5 separate regions of the Homo sapiens genome follow, and all the other regions are linked to region 1. The links are chromatin contacts, found by Hi-C or POLR2A ChIA-PET in ENCODE. All regions are on one chromosome and are shown on one strand. The core of a region is the stretch at or near the end of the contact, and the rest is flanking DNA. Distances in the headings are between cores, read along the strand shown. Region 1 holds the start of LIMK2 (LIM domain kinase 2). Region 2 holds the start of DEPDC5 (DEP domain containing 5, GATOR1 subcomplex subunit). Region 3 holds the start of SLC35E4 (solute carrier family 35 member E4). Region 4 holds the start of DUSP18 (dual specificity phosphatase 18). Region 5 holds the start of CASTOR1 (cytosolic arginine sensor for mTORC1 subunit 1).

Region 1 (2,840 bases), core at 69-2,568:
ATTTGTTTTAGGCATTTCCACCCCTAGCTCTCTCCAGAAGTCTGTTATCACCAGTGAAGAGAAAATCCCATGCTCCCTTGCTGAGGAAGTGACCCACTGGTAGCCCAGTCCTTGCATTCAAGATGAAGGAAGTGACTGTCCACAGACGGAAAGCCAGGAAGCAGGGGGCAGATAGCCAGCCCCCCTCCACCTCAATACCCTCTTGCCGCCTCTCCAAAGCTTCTGGACGCTGACCCTGGTGGACCCAGAGGTGGGCCACCCACACAGGTGGCTGGGAAACATAGGAGACAGAAGGTTCCTACTGCTGGGGGAAAAGATGGGGAAGGCAGGAAGCTGCAGGGTGGTGTGTGAGGTGGCGGGGAGGTGACTGCAGGTGCAACTAACCCAACTCTGAAGCTACCCTTCACCCTTAGACAACTCTTCCTTCCAGGAGGTGTTTGGCCGAATCCCTCTAGTCTTTAGTCTAGAGAGGCCAAGGGAGCTTCCACAGGAGGACTCAGAACCCCAGGTGGCCTACTTTCGCCACCTGTAGCAGAGATCTTTGGGCCCCAAAAAGAATGGTCCGATCTCTCCTTACCCTTAGTCCTGTCCTAAACCTCAAGGGGCTCCATACTCCCTTATTTTCTGCAAAGAGCTCCCAGCCCCGGGGGACTCCCAGACACCAAGATGCCCGCGAGAAGCCTTGGGTCTTGGCAGGGAAGTCACATCCTCCATTTCCCTCAGAAAACCCAGAACCCGGGGTAACTCTCCTAATTGTCCTGAACCCTAGAGGATCCTGTACTCCTCAAATTCCACAGAGCTTCCACTATAAGAGAACCCCATGCTTTTCAACTTCCTTAAAAAGGGTTAATTTGGGGGTCTGCGGCCGCCAGGTCCCTCCAAAAAGCTGGATTCCTGGCAGACCCAGAATCTCTTCCTCCCCGGGACCTCAACTCGCGGGAAGCCTCCCAACCCGCCTGCCCCTCGGAGCCCTCTGTCTCCAGGATGCCCTGCCTCCCCATTCCCGGAGTCCCACCCTCCAAATGCCTGGGGAGCGCTGTGCCCACCCCGCCTCCCAGCTTTTCTGAGGAGCTCGGACCCACGAGGACCCAACCAGCCCGAAACCCCCGAGAGACAGCCGGTTTCCCTCAGGCGCCATGGAACCGGACTTCGGAGATAACAGCGGGACAGGGCGGAGCAGCCCTTCCTTACCCGCCAGCGCGGACATGGTCCCGGGAGCGCGGAAATGGGGAGGAGGAGGCGGGGGACACAGCAGCTCCCCTCAGTTCCCTACAACTCCCCTCAGCTCCTGCCGCCGCCGCCTCAGGCGCGGGAAGACCACAGCCCCAGGCGCGAACGGGATGCACCGCCTACGGCGCCCTGGGAGGACCAAACCACACCTGGCACAGGGGACTGCCCGCCGACGCCCCGCCCCGCCGCTCTCAGGCCTCGCTCCCGAGACGCGGCCCCGCCCCCTGGCTCTGGCTCGGGCTCTGCAGCGGCCCTGGCGCCCCCTAGTGCGAGCGGCGTCCCCTCGAGGTGCTCCCGCCGGTAAGGTTGATTCTGCGGGGGCCGGAAGTCTCAACACGGATGACAGTCCGCACCCATCTAGTCGCCCTCATTTACAGATAGGGAAAGTTAAGGATCAGAGGCTAAGTTCGACTACATTGAAATGGCTTCGCTCATTAGGAGGAGAGCCGGGATGGGAGCCCAGGCCTGCTAACTGCCAGTTCAGAGCTCTTTCCAGTAGTGTTTGGAATCAGGAATATTACAATGGAGGAGCCAGGTCTATCCCACAAACAGCTTTGAGGATGGACTTTTCTTAGAAGCTTCTAGCTCAGAGAAACCACTTCTCTGCGCCACTATGAGTAAGCTGACAGTAAATAATCTCTAAGTCAAAGACAGTTGGAGGCGACCAACCAGCATTCCAGGAGCAGATCCTCAGCCAGGCCAATTAGGTTTAGCGCAGGACGCTGGAGCTTGTGCGCCGCATTGGAAGACGAGCACTCCCCTGCAGGAACATGGGCCTACCATTCCCAGGTCTTCCAACCTTTCAAAACATGCCAAAAATCCAGATATTTAGGTGAAATTTGCCACTTTTAAAAAATGTTGATAGCATCAAAAAGTTCTTAAAATGCCATGTAGACCAAATGAAACACACCTGGCCACTAGATTTGCCCTGTGGGCTGCCAGTTTACAATCTTCTATGAGGAGGAGGGATTACAGGACTAAGAGTTAGGACAGCTGACTGGGTTATGGCAGCTGCTAGCTGGCTGAGTAGCTTTGAGAACCACTTCCGCTCATTAGGTTTGGAAGGAGATTGGGGTCCTCTGTGTGATTAAGATATTAATACATCATCAGCCAGGCCAGCTGGTCCCTGATGACCCACCCTCCCATCAGATTCTCTCACGCTGGGTCTTTCACAATTGTCATTTCCTTACATCAGATTTAGATCACAGGAAACATGTCCAAATGACCAGAAAGAGGATGGAGCCCAGGGAAATGGATTCTGTCCCCTCCACCCCCACCCCTGACCAAAGACAAAGTTCAACCCAGCTGCCTCTGGTCCCAGCAGTTGGGTAAGCAAAGGCAAAGGCAAAGACAAAGGCGAGCACAATTCTCTTCCTTCCTGCTCTAATTCAAACCGGATGCCGGTCAGATTTTTCTCTTCTGGGTGTGGCAGGTGGCTCACGATGTCCTGAGTGTGCACAAAGTGCTGGGGAGGAGGGCTCTGTCCCATTTCCGTTAATTCCTGGGAACTCTTTTCAGTACTCAGTTTTGTAGTTTCTGAGGAAATCATTATAGTAAACACAAGATTGTGTATTGAATTAAAGTGACAGGAATCCAGAGACTCTCCTGAC
Region 2 (3,188 bases), core at 589-3,088, 540 kb before region 1:
AAAAGATTCATTATATTGTTAACTCCAATTTCTGAAGTAAATAATGCTGTTAAGACAGAATGGAAAATTATTCCCTTACAAAAGAAAAAAAAATTATACTAAGTGCCCTTTTATTCTTCAGATTTATGGATTCAAGGCACTAAGGAGAGCTGGGTACAGTGGCTCACGCCTGTAATCCCAACTATTAGGGAGGTTGAGGTTGAGGTGGAAGGATCTTTTGAGCTCTAGAGTTCCAGACTAGCCTGGGCAACATGGGGGACCGTGTCCCAAAAAAAAAAAGAAAAGAAAAGAAAGGAAAAAAAATAGATGTTAAGAGAAACTATTCTAAAGCCCTTCAACTTTCAGATAAGGTACACTAGGAGCTTGCCCAAGGTCACCAGGAAAATTAGAAGCAGAGTAGATACTCAGACTATAGCTCAGTGCAGAATAACATGCTGTATCCTGCTCCTTCTTCCCATGCCTACAAGCCAGGCAAAGGTTCATGCTTTGATCATACCTGCTCTATGCACATCTATGCCACTTCTCTCTCACTCAATGTAAAAACTGATAAACGATTTTAGTTTCTCTTATCTGCCAAACCAGTGCAGGCTGGAATTTTATGGAACATACACGGAAGATTTGTAATTAATAATGCAATTCAACAAATGAAGGGTAGTAAACCGGCAGCATTCACAATGTTCCTTAAAAGTCTGAATGCAAATGCATTAGAAGGGTCCTGCCATCCTCCTATTGTTACTGTATGACAGTTGCTGCTTTAGTCTGTTTAGTCGCCTGTTTAGCCTCAATTGTCACACGAGTCAGTGTGTAATTTCTAGGTATTGCACACACCAGAACCTCAGCCAACTTACAAAACCTCTAAAGACCAATCGATACTGACCACTGCCCCCAAAGCCCTTCTTGTGGATGACGAGTTTGTAGACCTTTGTTGTTCTCATCTTGCACTGTTTTTCCCTTTAGCTGTTCCAAGCTTGGGGCAGAGAAGTCATCTTGCCTCCCTGCCACAGAAATACAAACGAAAAGGTTGGAATGTCAGATTTTTCCTTGCAACCACTCTTTGATTTTAGGCCAGTGAAGATACTGGTGTTCCTCTGCTGTGAAGTGGTGCCAAGTGACTCTCGGAAGAAGTCACTCCTCCAGTTACAAGGAGCGATGGAGAACAAATAGAACCACAGAATCCAGGAACTAAGGGGAATTCGGGCCAGGGGCTAGTCAAACCTAGGAGAAGATATTCTATCACACCCCCATAGGGGAAGCATTGCGCTGAATGGGTGCTCATCACCTTGTCTCCATCTACACCAATAACACCCAAATAGTAAAGAGATCTTAAAAGAGGTTAGCCCACTCATTTTGTAGATGATGAAAGTGTGACTCCGGGCAAGGGACTTGCTCAAGGTCACTCGAGACTTAAGAGACACTCCCACCATTCTCGTTTTGCTGCCAATGTCCTGAGCAAGGCAACCACAAAGAGGAGGAAGGCAGAAGTTCCTTCCCCAAACCTCGGTCTGTGCGAACTCTCAGCAGACCTTCCCTGACTCCGTTTCACAGCTGAGGCCGTTGAGGCTCAGAGAGGGAGAGAGACTTGTCCAAGGTCACACAGCGGAATGGGGATGGAGCCTGGAACTCGAACCTGGGCCAAGGTCCCCTATCTCAAGCCCCCCCAATCCCCAGTCCGGGGCGGGCAGCTCCACTCACCGAAGCTCTAGAGCCCCTTCCCGCCTCTGGCCGGGGCACTGAGGGCTGGACCCTCTCCAGGTTCCCTGCGCCTCCTCCAGATACCCCGCCTACGCCCGCGCGGCCCGCGCTGTTCCGCCCCTAAGCCTGAAGCGCCTACTAGGCCCGCCCCGACCGTGTAGCGCTCACCTGAGAACCCGCGCCGCTCCGGTGGCTCCGCCCCGGGGCCCCGCCTCCTTCCCGCCCTCGCGCCCCCGCGCCGCTCTCGCCGGGCCTCCGTCTCGTCTCGGTGGCCGCACCACTTCCTCATCCGGGGCTCGAGCCGGGGGCGGGGCGTCGTGTGCGGCCTCTTCCTTGGGCCACCTCCTGGCGTTTCCTGCCCTCGAGCACTAGAGCCTCCCGCCCCACGGAGGAAATCCATTTCCTCCTAGTCTATCCGAAGTAGATCCATGGCCACAGAGCTTCGTTTCCGACTCAGTGATCTCCCCACAGGGGAAACGAGATCCGTCAGAGCTCCGTTTTCTGTTATATGAACGAGGTTAATGACTCATGTGGCCTCATTGGGCAGCTAAGAGGCGCCAACGAGAGTTTCTGGGAGGACTTCTGTAAAATGCAAGGGGCTGAGCACGCGAGAGTTAGGGTGATGGCCTCTGCTGGGAAGTGTCCACTTACGGGGGGCTTTTCAAACCCTTGCAAACTCTAAACGACGTTCTGCGCCCCTCAGGTTATTAATAAGAATGGCTGCCGTGGCTTCATAGTCCTTATGTAATCATTGCATCCCTATTACCTGATGGATGCAGGAGGCAGATACTATCCTATTTCACAAACCAGGAAACAGCCTGAGGACACAAAACCCTTCAGAAGGAAGCAAGGACGAATCCTGACCCGTTCCCAGAACGGGGCCTTTAACCAACATCCTTTGGTCATACCCAGGGCACTGCCTAAACTCGCGTCTGTCAGGATATCTTTCTCTCCAAGCAGAAAACCAGAGAGCTGGGTGGGCTGGGTCAGGCTCTGGCCAAGGACTCCTGACAATTGCCAGCTCCGCCTGCTGCCACTGATACCCCCGCCCCCTAGTCCAGTCCACCGTTTCTGACCTGAGCGGCAGCAACTCGATAGGGACTCCCTGCTTCCCCTCTTGAAGCCAGAGAGACCTTATAACTAGAATCGGTGTCTTGGGTCACGCCTCTCCTCTGCTGCTTCTAATCACACTGACTGCTAAATCTAAACGACACAGCACTTGTCTTAAATTTCTTTATATCTTTAATACTAACAGTGCCCATTTCTTACGGATTTGGAAAACTTAAAAATGTTGAAAGAAAAAACATGTTACACTGTAGTGAAAGATTCTGCAGTGGACCAAGGGGACCCTGGGACAGGACAAGCAACGTTCTTAAGCATGGATGCCTTTATGTTGGGACTCAGGAGAAGTTAGGTAAATAATGCAAGTGTTAAGTAATTGCAATTTTTTTGTTTGTTTGTTTTTTTGTTTTTGTTTTGAGATGAGGTCACCCTCA
Region 3 (2,770 bases), core at 85-2,584, 580 kb after region 1:
CCCACCCGGACCCCCACCTTCTCAATTGGCCACCCAGGCACTTACTTTGCTGAACCGACTTGAGTCCGCGGAGGCAGGTGGCTGCGAGCAGGAAGCCACAGCCGGTAGGGGGTGTCCGGAACTCTCCAGCCAGGCTGCAGGCGGCCCCCAGGCAGAGCGGACCCATGGCGGCCAACTGAAGTGGGTGGTGGCGGCGGCCCAGCAGCAGCGCCGACAGGGCCAGGGTGAACAGAGGTGTGGTGGTAGTAACCAGTTGTGCCAGGTCCAGGGGCACAGCCCTTAGGCCCACGTTGCCGCAGGCCATGGACGTGCCAAAGGTGAGACTGAGCAGTAGGACTCGGCAGCGAGTGCCGCCTGGCATGGGGCGCCGTGCCCCCCGGTGGCATGCCAGGGCTGCCACCAGCATGTGCAGGGCCGACAGCAGCAGGGGCCGCCCAAAGCCGTGCACTGTGAAGATCCACTTGTTGAGGCTTGACATGCTGGCTCCCGCCAGCAGCCACACCAGTGCTGCCATGGCCACTCGGGCCCGGCCAGGCTGCCGGAGGGCCTGAGGGCTGCCAGGGGGCCACTCGGGGGGCCCAGCCGCCTGAGCACCACCAGCTGCTGCTCCTACTTCGGCTGAGGTCATCCTGCCATCATGGTGCTCCGGCGGGCAGCGGCACATCCGCACCAGTGAGGCTAGGGCAGGAGGCGGGCTCCCCAGTGACGACCTCTGGGCCACCAGAGAGTTCCGCTTGGGGCCAGGCTAGATCCTGGTTCCTCCGACCCCGTGTCCCGTTTCAGACAGGTGAGGACACTGCTTACTTGTGCCAGGCCTGTGCCAGCGATGTCTAGAAGCTAAGCTGTGTTTCCAGCTCAGACAGGGCAGAGCCAAGGTCGCGGCTGCTAGGATGCCAGGGTCTCCGATGCTCAAGCGTGGGCTCCAGGCACCTCTGCCCCGTGCCAGGTGGTCTCCACTTTCCTCCTCGCCTAGTGCCCACGTTATGCTTTTAGATGAAATCCTCGTTCCTTTTTTCTCTTCAGTCCCCAGGTCATTAGGGTGCGCGCAGATCCAGACCCTGGGAACTCCTGCGTGCTCTGGCCGTGACCAGGCCTGGCAGGGGGGCGATCTGGGCTCCGCGCCTGGCGGTGCCCGGCCCGGGGGGTCGCGGGCTCGCTGCCTCCCACAGCGCCCGGGCAGTGAGCTGACACCACGGCCCGTCCTCCGGCCGGTGCCTGGCGGCGAGCTAGGCGCGGATCCAGCAGGGCCTGCGCTCCAACTCCTGCTCTCTGAGGCTTTGGCTGCGGCTCTGGCTGCGGCTGTGACTCCGGCTGCGGCTCCTGCTGCGACTCACGCCCGGCTCCAGCTCAGGCCCGGCACGGCGGGCGCGGCGGTGCGCTCTTGACTCCGCCTCCGCCTCTGCCTCCCCCGCCGCCGCCCGCTCCCTACACGGAAAATTGGGCTGAGCACCCCAGCCAAGCCCCGCCCCAGGCCAAGCCCCGCCCCCGGACCGGGAGGGCGGTCTTGCCCCGCCCCAACGCCTCCCGCTCACAGCCCCTCCCCCATCGGCCTGGCATTTCCCCCATCAGCCCTCCTCCGCCCGGGGCCTGCGCATCTGCCCAGTAGACCCCCCCACGAGCTGGCGTGGTCAGCCTCTCTTCGCCGCCAGGGGGGACCAAGTCGCTCCCCACCCAGCGCCAAGGCGAGCCCTCCATGGAGATGAACGCGCATTGCTGGAGACACTGGGGTATCCCGCACAGCCGCCCAGGCTATCTTCAAGAAGCAGGGTAGTGAGGAGGGGCCCACAGCCCCCATCCTAGGACCAGTCTTACGCCCACCTGATCTCTGGCCACAATTATCTCGTGGGACCTCAGCATCCAGCAGAGCTGGATTACGGGGTCCCTTAAGGCACCTCCATCGCCCCTCCGTAGCCCCAGCATCCTCCCCAGCCTCCCAGTCCAGGGCGGCGCCCCCTGGGGACCCTCAGAGGGAAGCTGAATCACCAGGCAGGGATACCCACAGCTGCGGAAGTAGGTACCGCCGGCCGGCATCCTTCCCCGGCCAGCAGCCTCTGTCCGGTCCCCTGAGCACTCGAAGCTGACTCATAGCAGAACTTCCTGGGGTCCACCCTGTGCCCCAGCCCCGGCAAGACAGAGCCCTGGGCTGGGAGGCAGAGCGGTTGCCACTGAGCCCTTGTTCCTGTCTGGGTCTCGGTTTTCCCACCAGAACGACAGACGCTCTCTGAGGTCAGGATTGGGTAAACGGCGCGCCCCAGGGCAGAAGAGGTCCATCCAGATTCCAGGCTAGGCCAGGCCCTGGCCCCTCTGAGCTCTGAAGTCCGGGAGCACGAGGACCAAGGCCCAGCCATGTGCCCAGTATCAGATGTGAGCCTCTTTCCTGTTGTCGGTCTTCCTACTAGGCTCCTGCCCAAGAGGACCCAGCTCACCCCTTGCCTGTTGTCTAACCAGCAAATCCTTGATGACAGCAACCTGTCTTGAGACACAAGATCTCAAAGGGGTACCGCTGAACCCAGCCCGCTGCGCCCTCTGGTGGCCAGGCGCTGAATATAGCCCTCAATCCCCATCCCAATCACAGGACGCGGGTTTAAAATCCCCAGCCTCAAAGGAGGCCTGCTGAATCAGAGGCTCTCTGTCACGGGTGGGCCTGGGAATTTACATGGTCACATTTGCCTCTGTAAGTCCGACGCCCGCTGGAGCCTGCAGATCTCTGCTGAATAGCCTAAGCTACAGCGCAGGGGGTGCAGATAGGGAAATTTCCAGGCCAAGGACC
Region 4 (2,941 bases), core at 126-2,625, 540 kb after region 1:
GACAACTGTAGAAGGATAAAAAATATTGAAGGACTAGTTTTTCTAATGCATTTTCAGCCTATTTGGAACTGGAGTGTTGTGAATGTTTTCATATTTACAAACTAGTATGAACAATCCAACTTCTCAATCTCTCATTTACATTTTTCTGACCTCTATGCATAGCCTAGGTGTGAGGTGATGGAAAAAGCTGGTTTAGAGATCAAGATGCTCAAACACAAAAGTCCCCCAAATCCTGAGAGTTTTTTGTTTTTTTAAAAAAATCCTTAAAACATTTAAAGACGCATAAAACTCTTCACCCACTCAGTGGTGCAAAAAATTTACCAATACTAGAAGGGGAGGAGGCTGGCAACGACTGGAAATATTCCCTTTCAAGTAATAAATAATGGTTATTTTGAACCAAATTGCTTTCCACCTCAAGTCCTCCATGGATGGGAGCCTGGAGGATGCAGTGATGGGGGTTATGGAATGGAAAGGAGCGTGGGTAATTGGGTTTGTGAGGATTGGGGCCAGGCAGAGGGAACTGGGGGCTTTTCCAGGACCACTGGGGAACACAGAGGCTGAGAAGGGGAGTGTGGGATGGGTTCGAGCTGGGGAGGACCTCGGCCTCGCCAGGCTCTAAGGAGAGTCACAGCTCACCACCTAGGGCGCTGGGACCACACGATGTCATGCCTGGGAGACTGAAGGGCTAGGACAGATTCTGAGAAAATGTGGACTGGAGATGGGGATTCCAGGTTCTCCCGGGAGTCCAGGCGAGGGAGTTCCGGCTTCAGGGAGTCCCAAGAGCTAGACTGGGAAGGGGCTGGTGCCCAGGACTATGAGAAATCCAGACTCCCCTGGGGTGTGAAAAAGGGCCGAGGTCCGGCTGAGGGAGAGCGAGTCTGAAAGAGTTCGGGCTCCCTTGCGGGTCCGAGAGTCTAACGAAGGCTCTGGGCACCCAGGCCGCACCTGAAGAGCACCAACGACTGCTCGGTCCGCGGCGCGGGAAGGAGATGTGCGGCTGAACCCCTACGCCGATTACTTAGCGGCGGCCCTATCGAGAGGGTGGTTCGAGCCCGAGGTGGCGCCGGTCCCGTAAATCGTGGAGGATCTCAGGTCCCCTGTGACCAAGGGCGTAGTCAGCTGTGTCATGGCGGCTTCCCTGTTCGAGAAACAGTTGGAAACTGGAGGCCGGTTGGGAGTCATGGTCGTTGGGCGCACGGAGGCCGGTTGGAAGCCATGGTCGTTGGGCGCCAGGAGGCCGGTTGAGAGCCGTGCTCGTTGGACGCGCGCAGACCTGGAGTTAGTCCCTGGGCGGAACCTGGAGCCCCGCGCGGCGCGTTGCCTGGGAGACGCATAAGGGGGCGGGGCCGGGGAGGGAGTGTCGCACATGCGCACAGAGCCCGGGCGGCTACGGAAGCGGTGAGACTGTCTCTCGGCTGCAGCCCTGGTGCGACCCGGCCCGTTGCCGTAGAGATGGGCAGGGCTGGATGGAGTGGGGTGCGGTGAGCTGAGCTGACCCTGCTTCGCCACGGGGACTGCAGTGACCCCGGCTTGCCGGCAGGGCGGGTAACAGGTTGAGCCAGGGTGGGGCTGCTCAGGGGCGTGGAGCCGAGGCCAGGATTTCTCTGAAGACCCGGCACAGGCTATTCCTTTCTGCGACGAGCCCATTGCTATGGAAACCAAAGCGTTAGGCCAGCGGGGATTGAGGCTGCGGGATCATGACGGGTCTCTCTCCCGAAGAACCTTGCCTAAGGCTTCCCCAAGCGGCTACTTCCTGAGCGAACCCGCCCACCCGCCTGAAGGAGAGAGGTAAAACCCTGGGGGTCCTGACACTAAGCAGGCGAAGAAGCCTATTCCAATGCCAGCTCCCCTAGGAAACCTACCCGGCCCACCCCTAGAAGTGATGCTTCGCTCTCGTTAACTCTTGGACTTTGTTCCATGTTTATAACTTAGTATTTCACGAACGCCCCGCGGTGTTTGTTCATTTTTCCCACACATAATGGACCATAAAGGTCGGCTTCTTTGCTTTATGACTCGTTCTGAACAAGTCCTTTTCCGCGCTGTGTCTCACTTTCCTCTTTTGTAAAATGGAAATATTAACTCTAGACGCCGGTCTGATTAGGTTGCTTTGAAGATCGAACCAGATGAGGGAAGCCAAATACTTCATAGGCTGTAAAGTGGTGAAGCTGAACTGCTACCGAGTTGCTATTTTTTTCTCCTCCTCCCTCTCAAGCTAAACGTTCTTTAGATCTTTTGTGATTTCTTCAGGTGGTCTTTGCGACTCCCTAGGCTCCGACCTGGAAGAAATCTTTTTTACACTTCCCTTTCACAGAGCCCTGCATTTTAACTTCCCTATCAGAAGCGAGAAAAATAGTTATCATTTTGAGAGGGCTTACTCTATGCCAAGCCCTGAGAAAACTCTTTACGTGGATTATCTCGTTTAATTTCACAACATCCTTTTAAGGTAGGTACTGTTATCCTATTTTCAAGCTCTGTCTGCCTGTAATTGCCTGTTTACTATCTGTTTCTCCCACTAGTCTTTGAGCTCCCTGAGAAAAGGGGCCATGCCTGTCTTGTACATTTCAGTATCTCCAACACCTAATACAGTGCCTGATAGAGATTGCTTTTTTTTTTTTTTTTTTTTTTTTTGAGATGGAGTCTCACGCTGTCTCCCAGGCTGGAGTGCAGTGGCACGATCTTGGCTCACTGCAGCCTCCGCCTCCCGGGTTCAAGCAATTCTCCCGTCTCAGCCTCCTGAGTAGCTGGGACTACAGGCCCATGCCACCACGCCTGGCTAATTTTTGTATTTTTAGTAGAGACGGGGGTTTCACCATGTTGGTCAGGCTGGTCTTGAACTCCTGACCTCAGGTGATCTGCCCGCCTCGGCCTTCCAAAGTGCTGGGATTATAGGCTTAAGCCACCGTGCCCAGCCCTGATAGATATTTCTTAACTAGCATGAAAA
Region 5 (2,768 bases), core at 244-2,743, 920 kb after region 1:
GGGTAGGCCACTCCACTTCCTGCCTCCTTCCCCTCAGCCCCATGGTTTCCCACTCTGTCTGCACCTGCCATTGATGAGATGGGCTCAGCCTTTGAGAAGCTCCTCCTTCCCCTAGTCCTCCAGGGGATAGGCCAGGATGTGGTGGCTACATAGTGTTTCACAGGAATGTGTCAAGCCCGAGAGTCCAGGGAGGAGGCTTAGCTTGGCTTCCATCTGCCTATGGTGGGGGCTCCAGAGCAGGCAGAGGGCCTGCTTAGGCCTGCTGGGTCCCAATCAGGCCTGAGGCCTGCTTTAGTCTACTTGGTTCAAAGCCTCACATCTGAGGCCTCAGGGTGCTCAGGCCAGGCAAGGGTCCCCTGGAGCATTCTCAGCCCTGCATGGAGCCAACATGGACATGCTGATGCCTGCTTAGCCTTGGGGGGGTCTTAGACCTGTGAAGGCCTGATAAGATCTGGGGTGTCTGCCAGTGCCGGGGGCCTCCTTGAACCTGAAGCAAGTTTAGATGTGCACAGGCTAGCTAAGGGCTGCAGGCTTTGGGGCTCAAGTTTCAGGCTTGAGGTCTGAGTACTCACTGAACCTCAGCTGCAAGGGCCTCCCCCACCAAAGTCTGAGCACTGGGCATTACTGGCTCAAGCACTTCCGGGTTTTGTTGGTATCGAGGGACCTCAAGCCTTAGGCCTTGGCCACCTGCAGCCCCCTAACCCAAAGTATGTCGCTCAGGCAGAGGTGGCTAGGATTCTACCTCTGTGTGCCCCTGGTGAGGAGCCTTCTATTTTGAAAGTTGGATGAAAGGAACAAGTGGGGCTACCAGGCCAGGTTTCAATTTGTCAGCCCCCTCGCAAGCGGGGAAGGGTAGGTATCAATCGCAATCCTGTGTTGGCGGCCCTGCCCCCTGCAGCCATGAGAGGCAGGAGAGCGAAAGGCGCCCGGGGGACAGCGCTGCACAGCAGACCTGTGCCTCTCATTGCTCCGGGGATTTGGGGGCAGCGTTCTGGTCCTAGCCGAGCTCCAGTTTGTTTCGTGTCCCTTCTGTCTCAAGGACTTCAATCATGAAACCCACGTGTGTGCCAGAAGGACAGAAACGTCCCCTCCGGGATGCTCCCACCGGCTGCGCAGCTGGCTTTCCGCGGAAAGGGCGGAGCCCAGGGAGGGGGCGCGTCAGGGGCGGGGCCTGGAGGAGTCAGACGGGGTGGGGTCTATCCCCGAGCCAGTACTAAAAAAGGCGGAGCCGTTCGGGGCGGTCTCGGTGGGCTGGCTGGAAAGCGGGATGAGGTTCTGGCGTTAGGAGGAGGCGTGACCACCCAATAGGCTTCTCTTCCCGCGGGGCGTGGCCGTCAAGGAGCCGGACGCCGCGCCTGGCTGGGCGGGTCAGCCTCGCAGCGGGCGGCGTGGACGCGGCAGCGCAGCGGCTCCTTTAAGGCTCGGGCACCACCCCCGCCGCCCCGCCTCCCGTGCGGCCTGGGTCTAGTTGGCGGCGGGGTCGGGTCCGCGCGAGCCGCGATGGAGCTGCACATCCTAGAACACCGGGTGCGGGTGCTGAGCGTCGCCCGTCCCGGTCTCTGGCTCTACACCCACCCGCTCATCAAGCTGCTCTTCCTGCCCCGCCGCAGCCGGTGCGCGCCCGGGTTCGGGAGCGCAGATAGGGGCTGGGGGCTCTGCTCTCGCTCCGGGCCAGGGTCGGAGGATTAGGATCGCCGTAAGGCAGGCAGGCAGGCGGGCGGGAGCGGGTGGGGAGGACTCTCCCCGTCCGGCCGCCATCCGGCCTGGGGGACCGCCGCCTATCCGGCCCCGTGAGGCCCCCTCCCAGGGGCAAAGCGCAAACAGCCTGGGATGGGCAATGCTTAACTCAGTAGTGTCAAATGGGGGCATTCCTACCTGGTCACTGCGGGGAGCTCCTTCCAGGACGCCTCCCTTCATGTCAGAGGGGCTGGACTAGGGGGTCCAAGGTCCGACGCCCCTGGGGCTGTCGCCGCGGGTGTGAACCTCTCCTCCCTCCAGGAGTGGAGGGGTGGAGGGTTCCTGGAGAGGTCGGGAGGCCGGAAAGTAGCCCCCAACCCCCGAGATGGGGCTAACATCCCATTGGCCTGGAAATTAAAGGCCGAGAGGGCAAGAAGGCGCCCGGCCCAGGGTCGCGGGGGTGTCTCGGGGCAGATGGAGAGAAATCCACTCCCGACCCCTAGTTCTCCACACCAAGCTGAAGATGCTCCCCACCCCCAACCAGGTGCAAGTTCTTCAGCCTGACGGAGACCCCTGAGGATTACACGCTTATGGTGGACGAGGAGGGCTTTAAAGGTGGGGGTTGGTCTGGGGAACGGGAGTACGGGAGGGGCTTGTCGTGCTCCCCTTCTGTAGGGTTCTCACCAGTTGCTGGGATCCGTCCCAAGAGCTTAAGCCTTAAAAGCAGATGGGTCGGGGTTCGAATCCTACTCCACCACTCCCTGGCTGTGTGCCCTTGAGCAAATCACTTTCCCTCTCTGAGCTGTTTTCTCTTATGTAAAATGGGTATAGTTATGGTTCTGATACATAGGGTCCCATGAGGCCTTTATAAACTTAAAACCGCTGAGGGGCACTCAGCAGTCTTAGGCCTGCAGAAGGGCCTCTGTTATGATTCCAGTCAAGTGCTGCTGTTAGAAATCCCTGGGTATTATTTCCTCCTGGTCTTACTCTCTGGTTTGGGTCACCTCCTCCCCTGCTGGTCTGGAAACTCCAGGAGTCTGAGGGAAGGAATGCAGGAGCAGGCAGCCATCTCAGGGGAGGGTCCTGGAGGC

What was found. Hi-C counts contacts between places; a loop is a spot of excess contacts on that map. ChIA-PET counts read pairs that join two places held with the same protein, here RNA polymerase II (POLR2A). Pooled maps may share reads with other maps.
Region 2: a loop to region 1 is called in a map of CD8-positive, alpha-beta T cell, with 5 times the contacts of the local background. The contact joins the promoter of DEPDC5 here to the promoter of LIMK2 in region 1. A Hi-C loop is called at or near these places in 2 of 168 maps with a recorded cell type or tissue (CD8-positive, alpha-beta T cell and heart right ventricle) and 10 of 50 pooled maps.
Region 3: a map of CD8-positive, alpha-beta T cell shows a loop between it and region 1 (16-fold over the local background). The contact joins the promoter of SLC35E4 here to the promoter of LIMK2 in region 1. A Hi-C loop is called at or near these places in 3 of 168 maps with a recorded cell type or tissue (CD4-positive, alpha-beta memory T cell and CD8-positive, alpha-beta T cell), 3 of 37 single-sample maps with no recorded cell type and 10 of 50 pooled maps. POLR2A ChIA-PET finds 5 or more read pairs at or near these places in 2 of 52 experiments (activated B cell and common myeloid progenitor, CD34-positive).
Region 4: a pooled map shows a loop between it and region 1 (6-fold over the local background). The contact joins the promoter of DUSP18 here to the promoter of LIMK2 in region 1. A Hi-C loop is called at or near these places in 5 of 50 pooled maps.
Region 5: a pooled map shows a loop between it and region 1 (4-fold over the local background). The contact joins the promoter of CASTOR1 here to the promoter of LIMK2 in region 1. A Hi-C loop is called at or near these places in 1 of 50 pooled maps. POLR2A ChIA-PET finds 5 or more read pairs at or near these places in 2 of 52 experiments (Caco-2 and activated T-cell).

The regions. Positions count from the first base shown.
Region 1 is chr22:31,210,776-31,213,615 of GRCh38, reverse strand. It overlaps LIMK2 (LIM domain kinase 2), which reads right to left and starts at 1,318. Exons shown (of 16, transcript NM_005569.4): 1 at 1,192-1,318. The coding sequence starts at 1,207. RefSeq lists enhancers at 1-635, 1,598-1,777 and a silencer at 1,218-1,617.
Region 2 is chr22:31,752,669-31,755,856 of GRCh38, reverse strand. DEPDC5 (DEP domain containing 5, GATOR1 subcomplex subunit) reads right to left here and starts at 1,838. Exons shown (of 43, transcript NM_001242896.3): 1 at 1,693-1,838; 2 at 878-995. The coding sequence starts at 935. RefSeq lists a silencer at 1,764-2,073.
Region 3 is chr22:30,634,345-30,637,114 of GRCh38, reverse strand. It overlaps SLC35E4 (solute carrier family 35 member E4), which reads right to left and starts at 1,334. Exons shown (of 2, transcript NM_001001479.4): 1 at 46-1,334. The coding sequence starts at 664. RefSeq lists a silencer at 1,127-1,576 and an enhancer at 1,908-2,612.
Region 4 is chr22:30,666,309-30,669,249 of GRCh38, reverse strand. It overlaps DUSP18 (dual specificity phosphatase 18), which reads left to right and starts at 1,375. Exons shown (of 2, transcript NM_152511.5): 1 at 1,375-1,788. It also overlaps a transcript of SLC35E4 not described here. RefSeq lists an enhancer at 888-1,277.
Region 5 is chr22:30,288,230-30,290,997 of GRCh38, reverse strand. CASTOR1 (cytosolic arginine sensor for mTORC1 subunit 1) reads left to right here and starts at 1,493. Exons shown (of 9, transcript NM_001037666.3): 1 at 1,493-1,613; 2 at 2,222-2,292. The coding sequence starts at 1,501. RefSeq lists an enhancer at 176-235 and silencers at 1,116-1,555, 1,756-1,835.